2 separate regions of the Homo sapiens genome follow, and region 1 is linked to region 2. Evidence: chromatin contacts called from ENCODE Hi-C or POLR2A ChIA-PET data. All regions are on one chromosome and are shown on one strand. The core of a region is the stretch at or near the end of the contact, and the rest is flanking DNA. Distances in the headings are between cores, read along the strand shown.

Region 1 (4,825 bases), core at 1,799-4,298, 250 kb before region 2:
ATGACCGGTGCTTATAAAAAGTTATAAATATCGAGTAGCTCTAAAACAAACCACCTGACCAAGAGGGAAGTGAGCTTGTGCTTAGTATTTACATTGGATGCCAGTTTTGTAATCACTGACTTATGTGCAAACTGGTGCAGAAATTCTATAAACTCTTTGCTGTTTTTGATACCTGCTTTTTGTTTCATTTTGTTTTGTTTTGTAAAAATGATAAAACTTCAGAAAATAAAATGTCAGTGTTGAATAATTTATTTTTCTCTGACTTTAACAATTATGAATGTATGGTTAATTAAGAGGAAAGGTTTTCTGCTTCTACCACCAAGTACTGTACTCTTAACAAGAACAGTTTGGTAGGGTTTTTATAAGACTATATAGATATAAGATGATAGAGAAGAGAGTCATGAATGATGTCAGAGCACTACTGAAGCCTTTGGAGTGATTCCATAGCCTTCTGGATGGCAGCTGAATACCTATATGTAGTATCACTGCCCAAAGACCTAGACTAGAAAGTGCAAAGTAGCTTAGCAGCTGCAGTCATTCACTCCCAGCCTCCAAAATTCTCTTTCTTTCACCTCAAATCTATTTCTTGTACTTACCTACTCACAGCGACTTCTGTTTGCTTTCGATCTTCACCTGACTAGATTCCCACTTTAAAACACTTCCAGGCAATTCAGGGTCCTATGGGTGAAGATAAGCTAAGCAATAGGTATTATTCTTAAATATTACTTAGAGATGGGGACTTGCTATGCTGCCCAGGCTGGAGTGCAGTGGCTGTTCACAGGTGTGATCATAGTGCACTGAGGCCTCAAACTCCTGGCTTCAAGCAGTCCTGCCTCAGCCTCCCGAAAAGGTGGAACTACAGGCACATGCCACTGTGCCTTAGCCAATAGGTATTAGAGGTAGTCAAGTAGGTATAGCATAACCAATTACAAACTTTAAAATCAAATGATACTGAATGCTTTTTCATAAAATCCTTCTTAACATCACTTTCATAACTGAAGCGTTTGGAAAAATTCTGGAGTTCATATTTGTTCACAAGAATGGGTGGGTGTATTTAGAATCTGCCAGTCTATCAGCTTTACTGAGGGGAGATACTAAAAATATTTAACAAGTAGTATAATATAGAGACCGAGTCAAAATGGATACTAGCTGGAAACAACTGGTTCAACTGTTGCCTCCTGACTAAATGTCAGCCCAGGGTATAGTAACCATGACACAGTACTATCCTTGGTGAAGAGTTGGGAATAGGATTAATTGCGGAAAAAATATATATAAATGCCATAGGACACTTTTAGCACAAAAGTAGTTGTTTACCTCCCATTCTCCTCCTTTAATCTCAGTGCTTTTACTATTTGGTTTCTTTTTTGGCATTTTACAAAAGGGAAGAAATGGAAAACATACCCCTTCTTGGTCATTGGGTAACAGCACCATTTCGGTAACAGTCATACTTGATGACAAGTATGATGATATTTTAAGGACATGAACATGGGTGAAATCAATGTGTAGATGGTACAAATTAACCGAATTCTTTTTAAAGCATTTCCTGTGGATCCCAGGATCATGAGGACATAACAGAAGAATAAGGTCTGAATCTTGTTCACCAGTTTGCTCTCAGCCTAATTGGGAAGTAAGGTTAAGCACCTGAAAATTATGTCATACAAAAAAAAAGAGAATTAACGTCATACAATTTAGCATTTGACTGTAAATGCAGTTAGTCAATGTTGGGAGAACAACAAAATCAGGGTGGATCAGAGTATTTAAAGTGAGACATTAATTTGAACTAATCCTTTGGAGGGGCAGAAAGGACAAACGGTCCAAGTGAAATGAACAGAGTAGAAAGAGAAAGTTAAAAGTGGGTTTAATAGTCACTGTTCTTGCAGTTTTAATGTTTTTTGTTTTGTTTTGTTTTGTTTTGTTTTGTTTTGTTTTTTTTGAGACAGAGTCTCGCTCTGTGGCCCAGGCGGGAGTGCAGTGGCGCGATCTCGGCTCACTGCAAGCTCTGCCTCCTGGGTTCACGCCATTCTCCTGCCTCAGCCTCCCAAGTAGCTGGGACTACAGGCGCCCGCCACCACGCCCGGCTAATTTTTTGTATTTTTAGTAGAGACGGGGTTTCATTCACCGTGTTAGCCAGGATGGTCTCGATCTCCTGACCTCGTGATCCGCCCACCTCGGCCTCCCAAAGTGCTGGGATTACATGCGTGAGCCACCGCGCCCAGCTGCAGTTTTAATGTTTTTAACATAAGAATTCTAGATGGTGCAAATTATTAACAGGATCAGAAACTATCTCCGTGATAGATTCAAGAAAGTAAAATTATAGGAAATCATAATGTTTTATTAGCTGAAATAGACATTGATGATCACTTAGTTTAACCCCATGTATAAAGGTAAAAAAGAAAATTAATTAATTAATTTTTTTTTTTTGAGATGGAGTCTTGCTCTGTTGCTCAGGCTGGAGTGCAATGGCACAATCTCGGCTCACTGCAGCCTCCACCTCCCAGGCTCAAGCGATTCTCCTGCCTCAGCCTCCTGAGTAGCTCGGATTACAGGCACGCATCACCGTGCCCAGCTAATTTTTGTATTTTTAGGAGAGATGGGGTTTCACCATGTTGCCCAGGCTGGTCTTGAACTCCTGACCTCAGGTGATCCACCCTCCTCCGCCTCCCAAAGCACTGGGATTACAGGCGTGACCACCGCGCCCAGCCAGATTGATTAATTTTTAGATACACAATTTTTCCTTTAGATTTACAACTAACATCCCCTTACAGACAAAATATGTTAAAAGCACCAAAATAATTGAAAAACACACCCAATTAAGGAACAGACCAACGGCCTCTGTAGAACCAAGTGCCCTTAAACAAGGCTGCTTCTGTCCATATTCCTGCCGCGGGACCTCTGCCCCACTCCCTCTCCCCCTCACCCCAATGTCACTAGTACAATATGTGAAAACCCCAATGTGAAAACGTTCTGTGCAGGTGCCTCTTGTATGATTCCAGATATGGAGGAGGCCCGGGAAGCCCACAGAGGTACAGCATGTCATCTGCCTCAAGGTGGTGCTACTTCACCACATTGATGATCCAACCACAAGCAACATGGGACACAGCATTCACTTTAACATTTCTATTTTCCTTTATCATTTCTGTTACTTGAGTGTGTAAGAGTAATCAACATAAATAATCTATGTTTACATCTCTTATTTCTCTCTGAAACAGTTCCCTAGAATCCACACCACATGAAACACAAATTGAGTAGTGTATGACCCACCTGAATTCCAAAGCATTCTAAAACTCCCGTATTTTCCAGCCTAGCAGTTAGCTCCTGCTCTGCAAGACACACCCTCTTGACCTTGCTGCTAGACTGTATGGGCCCCCTGAAGTCATAGTAGCTGGCTCTTACTCATCCCCACATTCACTTGGCATAGTTGATGTTCAACAAATATCTCTTGGTTGCATAACATTGAACGAGCCAAGTCACCTAAGAAATCCTTAATTTATACACAGGTTCTTAGGGTACCTGAATAGGGCAACACATCAGAAGTACAAATTGAGAACTATACAAAGAGTAAAATAATTCTTGGGTTCAAATACCCTAGAGCCAATCAAGTTTAGTCACAAAGAATTTCAATTCACTTCAATGTGGACAGTTAAGAAGGGAATTTATCAGCCTTAGGTGGAAATCAGAGCCACCATGAGTACCACGTGCAGCCCCTATAGTGTTTAGCTTTGCCAGAAGTCACCAGAGAAAGTGGCTGAGGAACAGAATTCCAGCTCATATCTGGCTAACAGTGGCACTATGGGAGTTTATATGATCTGTTCATTATTCTGTGGCATCACCTTCTAAGAGCAGAGATGTGACCCAATACCCCTTGTTTTCCTTAAAGATAACCATTAAATTATATCCATGAATTTATATCACCGTCCTTGACTTTATACGTAGATTTTTCTAATTCTGTCAACCCTTAGGGTAATGAATAACTTAAATGGCCAATGCCTCTGAATAACATCATACTTCCTTTTGTTTCTCCAAAAATTGAATCAAGATGCCAGGGCAACTAAGATTTTCTTCAATTTGCTAAGTTAAAGGTCAGTGTATTCATTAGCCAATGGTTCTGTATTTTATTCATTTTAGTTTTTATTCGTTTTCAAATAATTTGTTCATATTGTTCAATATTCAAAAGGTAAGAAATATGTACTGTGGTAATTTTCCATTCCACCCTAGTTCCTCTTTTGACAACCAACTATTGTCACTTAATTCTTAGGCATCCTTCCAGATACAGTGTATGCATTTACAGGCAAATACCTATATAAGATTTTACCCCTTTGTGTACATAAATACTAACATACTATATATAGTGTTCTGTTCCTTGCTTTTTTCATTAACAGTATATTTTGGTGGTAATTTCCTATCAATACATAAAGAACTTCCTTATTCCCTTCAGAGGCATTTGAACCAGAGCAATTCCTTCTTGAATAGAAGCTGGGTAAAATAAGGCTGAGACCTACTGGGCTGCATTCCCAGATGGTTAAGGCATTCTAAGTCACAGGATGAGATAGGAGGTCAACACAAGATACCGGTCATAAAGACCTTGCTGATAAAACAGTTTGCAGTAAAGAAGCTGGCCAAAACCCACCAAATCCAAGATGGCAATGAAAGTGACCTCTGCCTCTGGCCATCCTCACCGCTACGCTCCCACCGGCACCATGACAGTTTACAAATGCCATGGCAACATCAGGAAGTTATCCTATATGGTCTAAAAAGGGGAGGCATGAATAATACACCCCTTGTTTAGCATATCATCAAGAAATAACCGTTAAAATGGGCAACCAGC
Region 2 (4,959 bases), core at 126-2,625:
CATCTCTACAAAAAATTGAAAAAATTAGCTGGCTGTGGTGGTGCACGCCTGTGGTCCCAGCTACTCAGGAGGCTGAGGCAGAAGGATTGCTTGAGCCCAGGGGATCAAGGCTGCAGTGAGCCATGATTGCAACACTGCACTCCAGCCTGGGTGACAGAGCAAGACCCTGTTTCAAAACAAACAAACAAAAAACAAACAAACAGAAACAAAAAAGAAAAGAAGGTACTTGGGAAGCACAGCAGCTTCCTCTCTTCTTGCCTTCCAGCCAGCAGCAGACTCAGCAGAGCTCAGAATACCCTGGAGTTTCAGGCCCTTCAAACTCCTTTTTTAAAAAAATGTTTTTTAAGAGAAGTTTTAGTTTCACAGTAAAATTGAGAGAAGGCACAGAGATTTCCCACAGACTCCCCCCTTCACACATGCACAGCCTTGCCCATTATCAACATCCCCCACCAGAGGGGTACATTAATTACAGCTGATGGAGCGGCATCCACACACCACTCAGAGGCCATGGTTTACACCAGAGCTCATTCGGGGTGTTGTGCATCCTATGGTTTTGGACAATGTTTATTGACATGTAACCACCTCCACAGTATCACATAGAGTAGTTGCGTTGCCCTAACCATCCTCTGTGCTCTGCCTGCCCATCCTTCCCTCCCCTCAACTTCTGGCAACCACTGATCTTTTTACAGTGTCCACAGTTTTGCCTTTTTCAAAATGTCCTATCATTGGAATCATGCTGTATATAGCCTTTTTCACATCAGCTTCTTTCACTTAGTAATCAACTTCTTCTGGGATGAAGAGTTTTATCAGGTGCGTCTAATGCCCCAGGTGGCTGGAAGTATCAATCAAAATCAGTCTGTCCGCATATACCACTCCTGCCCCTGGCCTTTTTTTTCTCCTGTGGAGGTGTGGGGGAATCCATTCTGAAATATTTGTCCAGGTCATTTGTTTGCTTTTCCTAAGTAAAAACATGCGGCGCACCGTGGTCAGGCACCATGCATTTACTCACTCACTCATTGGTTCAACATGTATATACCACAACCTCCCCAGCATCCTCAACCCTCCCTGAGGCTCTGGGGCTATAGTGGGAAAGCACACCGGACAGGGCAGGAGCTGTCCAATCTGCCCGCCAGTCAAGGGACAGAAGTTCAGGCAGAAGCTTGGCTTTTTACAGCGTCAGTGTTACTGGGAGCCCACCAGCATCCCCTTGTTCTAATTGTCCTGCCAATACTTGAGATACAAGAGGCATGCATATTTTTCTGGGGATTTTATTTCATTCCCCCAGAATCAATGGATCCCCACCAGTACTCTCCTCAACGCTGCCTCTTCCTCTTCCTCATTCCTTGTGCCCGAGCACACCTGATATGGAGAGCACTCCTAGGCTGGCTGGGCTCCAGGGCATTCACAGAGGTTTTTCAGTTTCCTTCTATGGTGAAGTGGAGAAGTGGAGAAGTGGGACAGGAGTTCACAATTATTGAGTTTCTGCTGTCTGTCAGACACTCTGCCTGATGATTTCACAACTTCATTTCATTTAACCCTTATTCTCAGCATACCAGTAAGATAGATAACACCATCCCCACATGAATGAAGCAGAAATGGAAACTCAGTAAAGGGCAGACATTTAGCACATCACAGAACTGTACCTGGAACTAGGTCTGTCTGGTACCAGAACTCAAATTCTTGCCACTGCAGCCTGTGTGTGTGTGTGTGTGTGTGTGTGTGTGTGTGTGTGTGTGTGTGTGTGTGTATGTGTTGATAGTAGTGGTAGGAAGTACTAGGAGTGGATAAACAGAGCAGTAGAAATCATCCCAGGCTCTTTTTCTCCCCCTTGGGTCCTGGACAGAGGAGCCCTTTGCCACCCTTCTGCTTCTGATCAGGTTGCAGCCGTGTGTTGGGAATGCAGGAGGCGTTAAGGAAAAGAGGCCCTTTTTCCTCTCCTTGGAGGGTCCTCTGTTCTCTTTAGCATGACCTAGCGGGCTCCAGAGCCAGATTTCCTGAATGCTAATCCCAGCTCTTCTGTTTGCTCGTGGTGTTTCCTTGGGCAATTTATTTAAACTGACTGTGCTTCAGTTTCCTATTTTGCAATGGGGATAATAAGAAGAGTGCCATTCTCATTCCTAGAATAGATGAATTTATTAAGACGGAAAGTAGCATGGTGGTTGCCGGGGACCAGGAGGAGGTTAGTGTTTAATGAGGAGTTAAAGGAATGGGGAGTTCGTGTTTAATGGGTACAGAGTTTCAGTTTGAGAAGATGAAAAAGTGCTGAAAATGGATGACAGCGACGGCTGCTCAACAGTGGCAATATACTTAATGCCACCGAACTGTTTGCTTAAAGACAGTTAAAGTGCTGAGTTTTATTGCTATGAATATTTACCACAATTGAAAAAAAGAATAGGCTGGGTGCGGTAGCTCATGACCATAATCCCAGCACTTTGGGAGGCCGAGGCAGGTGGATCATGAGGTCAGGAGATCGAGACCATCCTGGCTAACATGGTGAAACCCTGTCTCTACTAAAAATACAAAAAGATTAGCTGGGCATGGTGGTGCATGCCTGTAGTCCCAGCTACTTGGGAGGCTGAGGCAGGAGAATCGCTTGAACCCAGGAGGTGGAGGCTGCAGTGAGCCGAGATCACGCCACTGCACTCCAGCCTGGCAACAGAGCAAGATGCCGTCAAAAATAAATAAATAAATAATAAAAAAAAAAAAAGAAAAGAAAAGAAAAAAAAAAAGAATACCTTCCTCAAAGGATTTGGGGAGGCGAGAATGAGATTATGCATTTTAAGCACTTAAGACTGAACCTGGCCCATGTTAAATGCTCCATAAATGTGAGCTCTTCTATGCTCCAACTTTCATCTCTTCCAGAGAAGTCCTGGAAACCAGGGGCAGAGCTGCGTAGTGCACACCTGCTGCTGGCTCAGAGTTGCCGTGAGAAGGGGTCTCACAGCCAGGACCTGGAAGTGTTCCCCATGCCCGTGATTAGGCAGCTGTCAGGACAGGGAGTGGTGACTGTGCATTTTAATAGAAGAGCTCTCCCTGCCCATGTTGAGCAGCAAGGTTATAAATGGAACACTGCTTGCTAAATTGCCCCATTTTGCACAGACTCACTTCATGAGTTGCCGGCTCTGATGTGTGGCTGAATTTGATGATTAAGCAAGAACAAAAGAACTATGAATCTACTGGGGAATACATCCAATTAAGTGGTATCAACGCAGGATGACTGAGAAGAGAATGGTGTGTTAATGTTTTCACCGGCCTTGCCAACAAATATTTATGGAGTGTCAATAGGGAGGCAAGAAGGTGCTTAGAAGGTGCTGAAGCAAAGTGCTTAGAGTTGAGATCAGGAATGGCTAGTGGCATGTTATGGGACAGAGGAGGGAAGACAGACACACACGGTCAATCTGGAGACAGAATTAGCACCCTTGTAAGCGGTTGAGCTCCTTCAGATCTTCAGACTTCTTTATGTAATTCTCCCCAAACACCCCAATTCTGTTCAGATCAATGGCATTTATTGTGTGGTGTGTAGAGGCCTCAGGAGCTCAAAAGAGATGAGACAGCGCAGCCCAGGGGCAGGGAGTGGTCAAGAGAAAAGACTTCTCTGTCCTTATTCCGGCCTCCAGGAACCCTCTGTAGTCCACTGCAGCCATGATGTTGCCCTTAATTCTGAACCCAGAGGACCCTGTCACTCTGCAGGGACTTGCTCTGCAAAGCCCTCCGAGCTAATGGCTCTAAGACTTGCTGTCTGTTCTAGTGCTTCTCAAGCTCTCTGTGGTGAAAGACCAGGTTTTTATTTTGATTTCTTTTCAGTTTCCAATCCACTGTGGGATCAATACTTTTATATAATAAATATTAATTCCTAAATTTGTTTAGTAAATAAATTAGAAATTGAAATAAGAAACAAAGAGATACAAAACACAAGACCACGTTTAATTATCACATTCAGCAGACATACATAGACCTACCAAAATCACTACAGAAGTTTCTAGATGCTTGCTCTCCATTTCTTTGCTTATTGAGTTGCAGACTAGTAACAGAATAGCTTGTGCCATGCTGGGGGACCTCATTCTGAATAGCTTTGCTCTAGACCTCTGGTATCTAAAATGGTGTGCTGAGACAATCCACTGGGCACAGGAAGAAAATATTGGCACTTCTATTTATATTTTTATTGCATCTTCATTTAATTTTTATCTTTGTGTATATTTTCAATGTACACAGCACAATAGTAAAATAAGACACATATATAATTTATAGATTAGTAAATTATATATGACAAGTTGTGCCCCAAATCTTTTTACTGAAACAGTTATGTGGTCAACAATGTGTTGAAATCTGTTGCCCTCGACTACTCATGTAAAAGTTACTGCTACGCCTCTTTGGAATATCTCTCATCTTGCACTGGGCTTCTATTATTTAAGATTTCAAATAGTTATGTCTGACCTAAATTATAATAAAACTATAAGTTATTTGCAGAACTGTGTCTTATTTATGCTTATTTATTTATTTATTTATTTACTTGAGACAGAGTTTTGCGCTTGTTGCCCAGGCTGGAGTACAATGGCACGATCTCGGCTCACTGCAAACTTCACCTCCTGGGTTCAAGCGATTCTCCTGCCTCAGCCTCCCAAGTAGCTGGGACTACAGGCACATGCCACCATGCCTGACTACTTTTGTATTTTTAGTAGAGATGGGTTTTCTCCATGTTGGTCAGGCTGGTCTCAAACTTCCGACCTCAGGTGATCTGCCCGCCTCAGCCTCCCAAAGTGCTGGGGTTACAGGCCTGAGCCACCACTCCCGGCCCTTATTTATTTACTAAGCTGAGAAAAGTGTGGATGTGATCCAGGCACCATGCTAGGATGTGGAAATATGAAAATGGCTAGGAATTAATCTCCATTCCTTAGGGTGGACATATCTAAGTCAGGGACGGAGATTTTCAAATTGATCATTGCTTTAAGTGTAACATGT

Evidence for each region. Hi-C counts contacts between places; a loop is a spot of excess contacts on that map. ChIA-PET counts read pairs that join two places held with the same protein, here RNA polymerase II (POLR2A). Pooled maps may share reads with other maps.
Region 1: a loop to region 2 is called in a map of K562, with 4 times the contacts of the local background. The contact joins two enhancer-like sites. A Hi-C loop is called at or near these places in 1 of 168 maps with a recorded cell type or tissue (K562) and 4 of 50 pooled maps. POLR2A ChIA-PET finds 5 or more read pairs at or near these places in 3 of 52 experiments (AG04450, PC-9 and Panc1).

Annotation. Positions count from the first base shown.
Region 1 is chr1:183,621,619-183,626,443 of GRCh38, reverse strand. It overlaps ARPC5 (actin related protein 2/3 complex subunit 5), which reads left to right. Exons shown (of 4, transcript NM_005717.4): 4 at 1-4,825. Among named protein-coding and RNA genes, the nearest start is that of ARPC5, 12 kb to the left of the region's middle. Within about 2 kb of position 3,048, at least 10 of the 41 ENCODE cell types and tissues checked have a DNase peak (open chromatin) inside an H3K27ac peak, as active enhancers do; they include PC-9, where a contact is called at or near this core.
Region 2 is chr1:183,367,012-183,371,970 of GRCh38, reverse strand. All of the region lies in intron 1 of NMNAT2 (nicotinamide nucleotide adenylyltransferase 2), which reads left to right. Among named protein-coding and RNA genes, the nearest start is that of NMNAT2, 49 kb to the left of the region's middle. Within about 2 kb of position 1,375, at least 3 of the 41 ENCODE cell types and tissues checked have a DNase peak (open chromatin) inside an H3K27ac peak, as active enhancers do; they include PC-9, where a contact is called at or near this core.